Regions from separate parts of the Homo sapiens genome. Here region 2 is linked to region 1. Evidence: chromatin contacts called from ENCODE Hi-C or POLR2A ChIA-PET data. All regions are on one chromosome and are shown on one strand. The core of a region is the stretch at or near the end of the contact, and the rest is flanking DNA. Distances in the headings are between cores, read along the strand shown.

Evidence for each region. A loop is a pair of places that touch in the nucleus more often than their neighbours do. ChIA-PET counts read pairs that join two places held with the same protein, here RNA polymerase II (POLR2A). Pooled maps may share reads with other maps.
Region 2: a loop to region 1 is called in a map of aorta, with 2.7 times the contacts of the local background. The contact joins two enhancer-like sites. A Hi-C loop is called at or near these places in 2 of 168 maps with a recorded cell type or tissue (aorta and heart left ventricle) and 3 of 50 pooled maps. POLR2A ChIA-PET finds 5 or more read pairs at or near these places in 5 of 52 experiments (H1, PC-9, WTC11 and 2 more).

Annotation. Positions count from the first base shown.
Region 1 is chr15:71,335,369-71,340,483 of GRCh38, forward strand. All of the region lies in intron 6 of THSD4 (thrombospondin type 1 domain containing 4), which reads left to right. Among named protein-coding and RNA genes, the nearest start is that of THSD4-AS1, 150 kb to the left of the region's middle. Within about 2 kb of position 2,088, at least 13 of the 41 ENCODE cell types and tissues checked have a DNase peak (open chromatin) inside an H3K27ac peak, as active enhancers do.
Region 2 is chr15:71,373,340-71,378,388 of GRCh38, forward strand. All of the region lies in intron 6 of THSD4 (thrombospondin type 1 domain containing 4), which reads left to right. Among named protein-coding and RNA genes, the nearest start is that of THSD4-AS1, 190 kb to the left of the region's middle. Within about 2 kb of position 1,457, at least 3 of the 41 ENCODE cell types and tissues checked have a DNase peak (open chromatin) inside an H3K27ac peak, as active enhancers do.

The DNA of each region.
Region 1 (5,115 bases), core at 838-3,337:
ACCTCTCCCCAACCCCTCCCAACAAAAATGCACAGATTTTATTTAATTTTTCTTTTCAGAATCTTTATCCCTTAGAACCTAGACTTCTAGAATGACAAATATATTTAATATGGTTTCACAGAGTTTGTCTGGACCCCTTTTTGAGGAGAATTCTGGGGCTGATTTCAGACCCAGAGAAAAAGGATATAATGATTGATGAGTGATGTCTGTCACGGGTGCGAGAGAAGGGTGGGAGGTATGTGTGCCATGCTTTTACCATCTCTAACTAAATGAACTTCAAGGCCCAATTTCCTCGGTGAAGATGAATGCAAGGCTTATTTCCGAAGATGATGCCACTCTGGAGAGCAGCTGAGACCTCAACAGCTGTTTATCTTCCTGGTCATGTTTCTGGTTTCTGGCTGTTTCTTTTAACAAGGGGTCAGTAACTGAGGGCTTCTCCACATCTGCAGGGAGTTTCCTGCAGAATTAGGATGTGTAAAATAAACCCACAAAATCAAAGCCCCAAACAGATGCTGGAGATTATTTCACACTTGAGGTCATCCTTCTTGGAGAAGGGCATGGGGGTGGGTTGTCGGGGAATGATGTGGAAGGCCAAACCTGAGGGGCTGGACTGCAGCAGAACACAGTCAATGAAAAAAAGAATCTCAATCATTGGGGAGAGATCACCTCGGTGGATGGCCTTTCGCATTGCAATCCATTAGGAAGAGGAAATAAAGTGATGGAGGCCATCCCCTGCTCAGCCAGCACATGTGAGGCATGTTCACACACTGTCTCCCTCTCCCCACAAAATGCTCAAGCTTCTAGAATGTTTTTAATCAAGGGATTTAGGGCAGTGTTTTTCAACTTCTAGAATAAAAATGTTACAACCTTGGTCTGAGTGGTGAGGGCCCAAAGATACAGGGAAGGAAGTGGTAGATAACAAATACATTAATACCCTTTATTATGAGTTCATAATATTTTGTTAAATCTGAAATTCAGTTGTCATTTAAACAGAAGAGATTCAAATTCAAGTTATAGAAAAGTTAAAATTTCTAATTAGCAATATTTAAAGCAAGGAATTTTATACTTTATCATTTTAACTGTTAAGGGAAAAAAGTAATTTGAGTGTGATTGTTTTTCTTAAAGTTGAAGATCAGTATCCAGAATGTTTGGAGTTATCACTGGTCATGAACTATATTCCACGTGGAACCATATCTGAGTTTGTTTTGAAGTACCACATGTTCAAATCACTGAATTAGACTTTTTAAGAGACATAAAGTGTTATATTTCTGTAAGAGGTGCTTTCCAAACCCAAATCTAAAAATTTATCATTTCTGTTCCTTAAAGTATCATTTTAATTTACAACTTATTTTCCCTTATTTGGCAATTTGGATACAGTGTCTGAAGCAGTAAATGGATTTAACCCCAATCTAATTTTTCTGTAAGAAGTAGGAGAGAGTCTAAGAATGACATACAAACCTGTCAAACCTGTTAAAACGAGCTAGACTTTCACACTTTCACCGGTGGAAAATGCTGTTCCTTCATGTCAACTGAAGGTAACTTTGATCACATTTTAGTACATGCCTTAGGGTGGCAAAGGGCAGTTTTTGCAAGGCACAGTTTACTTGAGGGCCTTCCAATCCTTGGGCTAAATCAGAGAGAGAGGGGAGAGGGAGTGTGTGCGTGCATGCATGTGCTTTGTTTTGGAGAGAAGTGGGAGGCAAGGAGGAAAGAGAAGGACTGTAATGATGTAGTGACCGCCTTGGTCCTGGGCTAGGCAGAGGAAGTCTGTGCATGTGGATGTGTCTTAGTTGGGTACAACACTGAAAACATGAAGTGGTCATTTTCCAACCCAAGAACTGTAAGGGGTGGTAGTGGCTGCAGCAGCCAGGCCAGTGGTAGGGTCTAGAGTGGCCCCACCTGGACATACAGCATGTGGTTGCATTCCAGTCCAGGGGGACCGAGGGTAGAGCCAGGCCCAATGCCCTTGTGGGAGCCAGGAGTGAAAAGTGGGCAGAGCCTGAGGCAGTGGGAGGAAACCTGCCCCTGGAGGGCTTGATGCTCCTTACTCAGTGTTTCAGCCCAGGAGAAAAACCGCAAATACTTGCCTTGTGAGCCAAACCCTAGCTTAACAAGGATCAGCTAGTTAACATGTGAAAAGTTGTCCCAAATGGAAACTGGATAAACAGGTCTGGCCTGATAAATAGCTAAAAGGTTTCCCAGTCAGGGATGGGGTGAGAGAGGCTTGGACATTCTGGCCCGCAGGTCATTAATTATGCAAATTCTTACTGGGCTCTGGGAGGTTCTCAAGAACTTGGGCCCTGGGAGAGAGGGCCCCTCAGCCAGGCTGGAAGATGAGGCTCTGCCTGAACACTTGAGGAGGGCCTTTGCATACCCCAGGTGAACCTAGTAGAGGCTGAGCCCACCGGAGACGTTCCCAGCAGGCTTGAGTAAAGGTTAGGAAAGTGATTTCTGCATGCAATGTGATGTAGGCAGAAATGGGCAATTCGAAGGTCAAATGGGGCTCTCATTTACTAATGACTGTGGGCAACTTTCTGGTCCTTCCAGCCTCAGCCGCTTCCCTGTGTAAACTGGTGGAGCTGATAAGTTCCTGGAAGGATTATGAGGATTAACTGGAAAAATGTATGTAAAATGCCTTGTTGTACCTAGAAAAGAATTGTGCTCATATTTTTCTTCCCTGTTCTATCATTAAACTGTTCCCCCATCAATGCCCCAAAATCTTATCTGCTTATTTTTCTCTAAGAACTGGGTTCAAAATATGGTTTCAAACACTGAAGAATCAGAAGTTTGAGCTTTGAATCCTGGAGTTTCCCTAATTAGCTGTGTGACCTTGAGCCAATCCTACAGTCTTGGTATCCCATGAAATGGGAGGATTCTCCAGGTGATGGCTTAGGTACCCCCACCCCCCGCCCCACTCTGAGCTTCTTTCCGAACACTCAGCAGTAGGACAGGAAGATCTGAAAGCAAGGGGTCTGCTTCATGTAGCATGATAAACACTCTTTGGACCGGAGTCTGAACACTTATAGATATCAGGGAGGTTCACATTGCTCCAGTTCATACTCGCGCGTGGATCCTAGAATTGGGCCATGAGGTAATGCCGAGAGTATGTGAACTGTTATAAATTAATACACTGATCTACTCTGCAGTGAGGTTCTTTCGGCTCTGATTTCTCCTTTTATGGTGTCTTTAGAGACAGGCAGGAGGTTAGGAGGTAGTTGACAGAGGAGTTACAAACACGTGTATTCACTGCATCAGGGCTGGAGCTTAGCTTTTGTTTTTGAGTTAGTTCTGTTGTTTGGGCTTGGTTAATCTGTGCCCAAACACTGAGATTATTAGAAGGAAAAGACACCCTTAACTGGCCTCTTGCAGCAACAGACACTTGGTGGGAGGTAAGAGAAGGGGGAAATGGGACAAGGGAGAAAAGACCTTCCAACTCTACCCAACCGAGTGGACCTATGAAAGACTGAAATCTCCAGTTTAATGTAGCCAGAACTGAGGTCAGGGTCTGGCCATTGTCTGGAAACCAGAGTTGGAGTTCTGGGGCTGTCAGTGAAGACCTGTCTGTCCTAAAGGTCACCTCTGTTTCTATAGAAACAGGTGCCTGAGTGACCAGTGTTTACGAGTTAAAAGCAGGCTCCTTGCAGGACATCACACTGTGTCTTGCTCCAGCCACTGGCCATCTCTGCGGCCTCGCCTCTTCTCAGGACATTTTGTCCTGACCTCACCTACCCTGAGATCTTTTTGTTAGCTTTGTGTTCTGCCCTTAAGATATCACTTAAGAACTCCCTCTGGGTTCTTCATAGCATTTTAGCATTCTTAGTATGTTTTATCTCCATTAAACTTTTTCAGTGTTCTATGCTGAGTTTTTTGTATTTTTTGTCTCTGTCTACCCAAACTGTTACTTCTGCCTGAGCCTCCCTTTTATTGATTTTTTTAATCCAGAAATACTCCTACTCATCCTTCCAAACCCCCAAGTTTAATGACTCAGGAAATCTTTGCCGACCCTCTCAGATATTTAATTATCCCCTCCCCCAACCGTCACCTCTGTACTTTGCACAAATGTCCCATGAAGCTGATCACAGTGCATTACTTTATATTTTTTTACTTGCCTTGTCACTCTCTAACAATATAACCTCATTAAAAATGAGAGCCGTACATTATCTATTATCGATCAGGTATGGGGTGTAGTGTTTAAGAGATGGGTTGCCTGCATTAAAATCCCAGCACTACCTAGTATGGTAGGAACTTCTCTGTCATAACTTGAGATAAGTTCTTAATTGCCCTGTGCCTCAGTTTCCTAATCTCTAAAATTGGAATAATAAAAGTAACTACCTCATAGGGATGTTATGAGGATTAAATGGTAAATATGTGTAAAGCAGATAAGTGCTCAGTAAGTTTTAACTTTTTTTTTTTTGAGATGGAGTCTTACTCTGTCACCCAGGCTAGAGTGCAGTGGCGCGATCTCCGCTCACTGCAACCTCTGCCTCCTGGGTTCAAGGAATTCTCCTGCCTCAGCCTCCCAAGTAGCTGAAATTACAGTCGCGTGCCACCATGCCCGGCTAATTTTTGTATTTTTAGTAGAGACAGGCTTTCGTCATGTTGTCCAGGCTGGTCTTGAACTCCTGACCTCAGGTGATCCGCCCACCTTGCCCTCCCAAAGAGTTGGGAGTACAGACATGAGCCACTGCACCTGGCCAAGTCTTAGTTATTCTTGATGTTGATCCGAATTTCTAGGCTTCATTATTGCATTTGGACCTTAACACTTAATCAGTAGATGTTTGCAGGTTGGCTTTGTACTGTGTGTCTCCCTGACTGGACCGTGTGCTTGCTGAGGCAGTGTGCGGGTACACCTGCTCCTTGGCATATGCCTTGGCTTCACATCTTGCCAGGATGGGTCTCTCGTCCCCATTTCATAGATGAGGAACCCAAGGCTCAGAGAGGTTGAAGGACTTGCTGAAGGTCACTTTAAAGACCAGAATATGGTAGAAGTCCTGGAACTCTGAATGGGAGCTTAGACCCGGTGCTTCCAAAATGCCATCCACCCTGTAGCTTTAAGGCTCTGGACCCTGAAACCAAATCCATGAGGGATGAGCTGGAAGAGCCAGGCCGTGTGAC
Region 2 (5,049 bases), core at 207-2,706, 37 kb after region 1:
GCTGTTTCATGAGTCTTTGAAAAGACTGTTATTTCCTTTCTTTATTGGGTGCCGAGTTCTCTGGCTTTCTCCTAACTTGAACTTACATGACTCCTATTTTAGGGTCTAATACACAGGATATCCCGGTGGCTGAAACAAAGACATTTTGGAGGTGCTTATGACTCAAATAGCAAATCATCATTGAAACACATTGACATACCTCAAACCCAACTATATTTTTGGGATCTTTTCTGGATCCATAAGATCTGGTGGTGAAGCTTTCCTTCAGCTTCTAAAAGACAGCTTCGAATGGTGGTCAGGAAACTCGAGTTCTTGGCCCTACTCTGCCACTGACTTGCTCCTGTCCAAATTGCCTCTCCATGAGCTACAAGGGTCCAGGCAGATGTTGTCAAAGTCCATTCTGCTTCCAAAATCTGTGACTCTGTGTGGTGGGACTCTGGCTTTTCATCCTGAAGGTCACAGGCAGTTCACGAAAGACAGTGTTCCCGTTGAGAGTGAGTGAGTGTTTCTTGGAGAAAGCATTATATACACACAAATGCTGCATGATGGTCCCTGAGAATTAAAAATCATTACTTTAAAAATTCTGAAACTGCTTGTCTGCAATCAGTTGTAAAGTCACTAGGACAACCCTTCCCTCAGGATGTTATGTGAACACTGGACTGAATTCAACTACAAAATAAGTCAAGAGGGTAGACCTGGAATGATATGCAAAATGCTGGCTTGTATTTTCTTGTGTGGAACAGCTGAGCATGGGCTGGGTGATGTTTGTCCTCTTCCAAAGTGATGCAAACACATGTTTCTAGTGCTCAGTACTACAGTCCTTCTGCCCTGATGTCCTTGACTGTGGAGTGGTAGAAACTCTCAAATGGGGGATGCAGAGGGAAGTGTACCTTTCTTTGCAAAGCACTCAGTTCATTTTCTTCATTTCAAATGTACCATGAAGTCGATATCTTCATTATTTCACTCATTTCCCATCTGTCGAGCACTCAGTATGCATCAGGGTGTGCTATCTTCTGGGGAGACAGAGCTGGATAAGAGAGAGATCAGCAAGTGAGTATCTGTTACTTCTTATCCCATCTAAAGTGGCACATGAGCTAACCACATGCTATATATGAATAATTGGATGCAATAAGAAGGGGATGTGGTAAGAAAATGTTCATCTAAATATCCAAATCAGAAAGTGGTGGTTCTAGGGGAAGGAGTGAAGTTCTACCAGTTCTGCTGTTAGAAAGGCTGCCTCTACCTCATCAGAGCTCTGGGTCTCCCTCCAGCTTCTTCAGAGGCTGCATTGAGGAATGAATCTTGAGGGTGAGCAATGGCCCTGACCTTCAGACTTTGAATTCTAGGAAAGAAGTTGCTTGCAGGAATGACCTCAGCCTAATCACTTGAAATTAAGGCAGCAAAGGAAAACGCCCAATCTCTGTTTATAAATGTGCAAAACAATTTGCTAGACAAGGCTATTACTCAAGCAAGAGACTATTCACAGATGGTGGCTTGGGCTGGGTAGACACAAAGGCTAGGACAGCAGACCATTAATCACCATGCACAGACGTGCTGCTTGGTAAAAGTGAGCCTCCCAGACTAAGAAAGGGTGTACTGTAGGGGCTTAATGTGGAATCACCTGTCCTGCGGGTATTTAGAGAAATCCTCACAGCCACAGAAATCCCCAGAAGCCCACAGAAGGGATTTCAGACAAATCCACATCTCCTCACACTCCCTTTTCCCCATTTCCCCCACTTCCTAAATGTAGAACAATTCCAGGATGTTGCAAATGTATGCATTCACTTAATAAAAACTGCATGTCTGCCAGGGACCGAGCACCACGAGGATTGTGTACACTAAAGATGATCTTTTCATCCAAGTATGTTACAGTTTACATGGAGAGATGAGGCAGAGTATGTGCATGTGGACACATATGTGTGCGAAAGGGAAATAGCCCAAGACAGTGATGTTTTCTCCCTCTTCCTGACAACTTCTCTCCATCTTCATCTCAACCTCATTGGTGCTTTCCTCTGAGCAGCCTTTTCTGACCTTCCAAGACCGAGTTGGATGCTCTGGTTCTGTGTTCTCATCGCTGCCTATGCTTCTCCCCTCCCATCACTTTCACACTGAATTGTAATTGCCTGTTCAGTTGTTTGGGTCACTCTTCCCCAGCCCCCTACTGTGTCTTTTTTGGGAGCAGGGACTTTGCCTGTCTGTGTTACTCCTGGCACAATACATGTTTGTTGACAGATTCCACAAGCAGTATTGATGATGTCCTCTGTGAGTGGAGTTGGAAGGGGTCATTTGAAGCCCAGGAGAAGGGGTTCCAGCCAGCCTTGAAAGATAAGTTAAGAACAAGAGGAGAGAGGATGTGGTTTTATCTAGTGCAGTGGTTCTCAAAGTGCGGTCCCTGGACCAAAAGCATCAGCATCACCTGGGAACTTGTTAGGAATGCAAATTCGGGCCTCACTCCCAAATTTGCTTTCACATTCCATTGCATTCCACACCTACTAAATCAGAGGCTCTGGAGGAGGACCCTGGCAATCTGGGTTTTAATAAACCCTCCAGGTGATTATGGTGAACTTCAAAGTTTGAGAACAACTGACCTAGCACTTTTCTACTATGACTCTGTATTATTTATCACTGAGACCAATGTACTGTCACATACCGACTAGGCCCTACCTGCGACTTTGTGATTATGCATAACAAATAGAGTTTGTCTCCTGCTACTTGCAGTTGATTAATGGCGAGAGTTCTTATGCAAGAGATTCTGAGACCATGACTGTGCCCAAGGTGAAAGAGTGCCAGAATTGATTAGTAATGTCTGTCATGGGTGCAGGAGGAGGAGTACTCACATCCTTTGCTCACACCTCTTGCATGTGCTGTCTCTGACTGGAGCCAATCCTGAATGTATGTAGGACAAGATGAAGGCAGTGCTCAGGTCTGAGGGCCTGGCTGCAGGCTCTCTTCTGATCTTCATGCTCTGAATTTTTAGGACCCAGCCTCCTTCCTTATGCCCTAGTTTAGATGTCCTGTTTCTTGACACTGTTCTTACCATGATTGAGTCTCCCACACCAGTCCCATACTCACCTCCTTCATACCACCACTCTTCTGGGTCTTGATTGATAGTTTGCCCTGTCACTGTTTGGCCAGACCACCAACCCTTGTTCTGACTTGCAACCTTTTTCTGGCCATTCTGTGGTTGGGTCAGATCATTTGGATCTCCCCTGGGACACACATAATTCTGATCTGCCCTGAGAAAAACAAATCTTTCCCCCTTGCTCCCATTTGCAAACTCTTTGCCCAAACCAGGCCAACTTATGTTCACAGACTCCTAGTCTCTGCTGTCTCCTCAACCTGTGCTAGTTATCCAAGAAAGGGATCCCAGGTGATGGGACCAGTATAAGCAAAGGCATGAGGTCAGAATATGAAAAATATGATTAGGTCTGTAAGTAGATCAGTCTGGCTGGGTTAAGAACTCATGCCGAGACATATTGGATTGAAACATCAGCAAACAATTGGTAAGATCAGATTTTGAGGGTCTCAATCCCCCAGCTCTGGAGCTTAAACTTCATGCCCTAGGAGGGAGCTACCAAAGGCTCTGGGTTGGGGAAGGTGGTGACACCTTAAGGAGATGCTGTACGAATACTCACCTAGCAGGTGTGTGCAGGGTGATGTGCAGGGAGGGACCAAAAGGAGGTGGCCACAGTTATCTGGGCCTGATGTGGCACTGATTGTGGGAAGAGGAAAGAAATGGACGTGAGAAAGGAATTCTGGAGACACTCCCAGGAGGGAATCAATGTGGCAGGATGGCTGATTTCATGAAGGGGGTAAAGGACAGAGAAGAGTCAAGGTGACTGGAATAACATCAAACCTGACACAAAGAGGGATGCCCAGTGGGGAAGAACAGATGTGAGAGGAAGTTGAGGACTTGAAATTAACACTAAATGAGTTTGAGGTGAAAGCAGGGAATCCTGGTGGGAATGCTGAGCAGGTGAATGGAAATCCAGGACCACAGGCAGTATGTGGGCTAGGATCAACAGGAATGTGGGTGTTCCCCATCCTAGGAGACAGCAGGAAAGGGGAGAGGGGAGGAAGGAGCTGTGGACTCTGAGCCATGACCCTTGGGGAATGTCTGCATCGGGGTGGAGAAAAAAGTAGAATCAGGGAAGGAACAACCCCAGGGGAAGGGAACCAGGGGGCTGTAGTGACAGGGATGCAAAGGGACAAGAGGACATTGAAGAGAAGGTGGTCGTCTGCAGTGTTAGTGCTACAGGGAGGATAAGGAGAAAGAGGGCGGGCGTGATGAGGCCTGCCTGTGGGTTTAGAGACAACACCCAGGGTGCAGTGGGCCATTCTGTTTCAGGGCAGCTATTCGGGACCTAAGCTAACCGTGTATCTCCAGGGAAACTCTTTTGCTGACAAGGTTGCAGGTCATCCTGGGCCTGAGAACTTTGTGATATACAGAAGTCATTCTTTAAAGTCCTGTTCTTTCCTGCTTGTGATCACACTCTTGCCTTCTTCTCTATTCCCGGACATATCCACAACACACACACACACACACACACACACACACACACACACACACACACAATTTCCTTCAGTGACTCTTCTGAAAGCCAACCTGAAAATAGCAGAACATAAATTGTCCTGCCATTTTCCACCTACTTATAGGCTTAGTTGTTCAAGGCTAGCTACTGAGATGTCGGGAAGAAATTATCTGCCTTGTACAGTTGTTCAGGTTGTGCACTGCACAGGGTACTGCATCTAAGGGGATAGCATTTACGTTGTAGATATCTTTATTTTGATTTTTTTCATATTTTATTATAACTATTGATTCTAAAGATTAGTGATGTGTATATTTATTAGAACAACTTTCTGGCAGGTAACAGTAAAGTGGCTTTTTCTAATAATATCAATACATCATACAGTTTTCTATCGGGTCAAAATAAAGATGCTGAGAAAGGGATGCCTTCACTATTCTTGTAAAGGCATGATGAAAGTGGCCTGGAGAGCTCCCACCAGATGAATGAGGGGTGGAGGCTTTTGTGAGTAGATGGCTAGCCA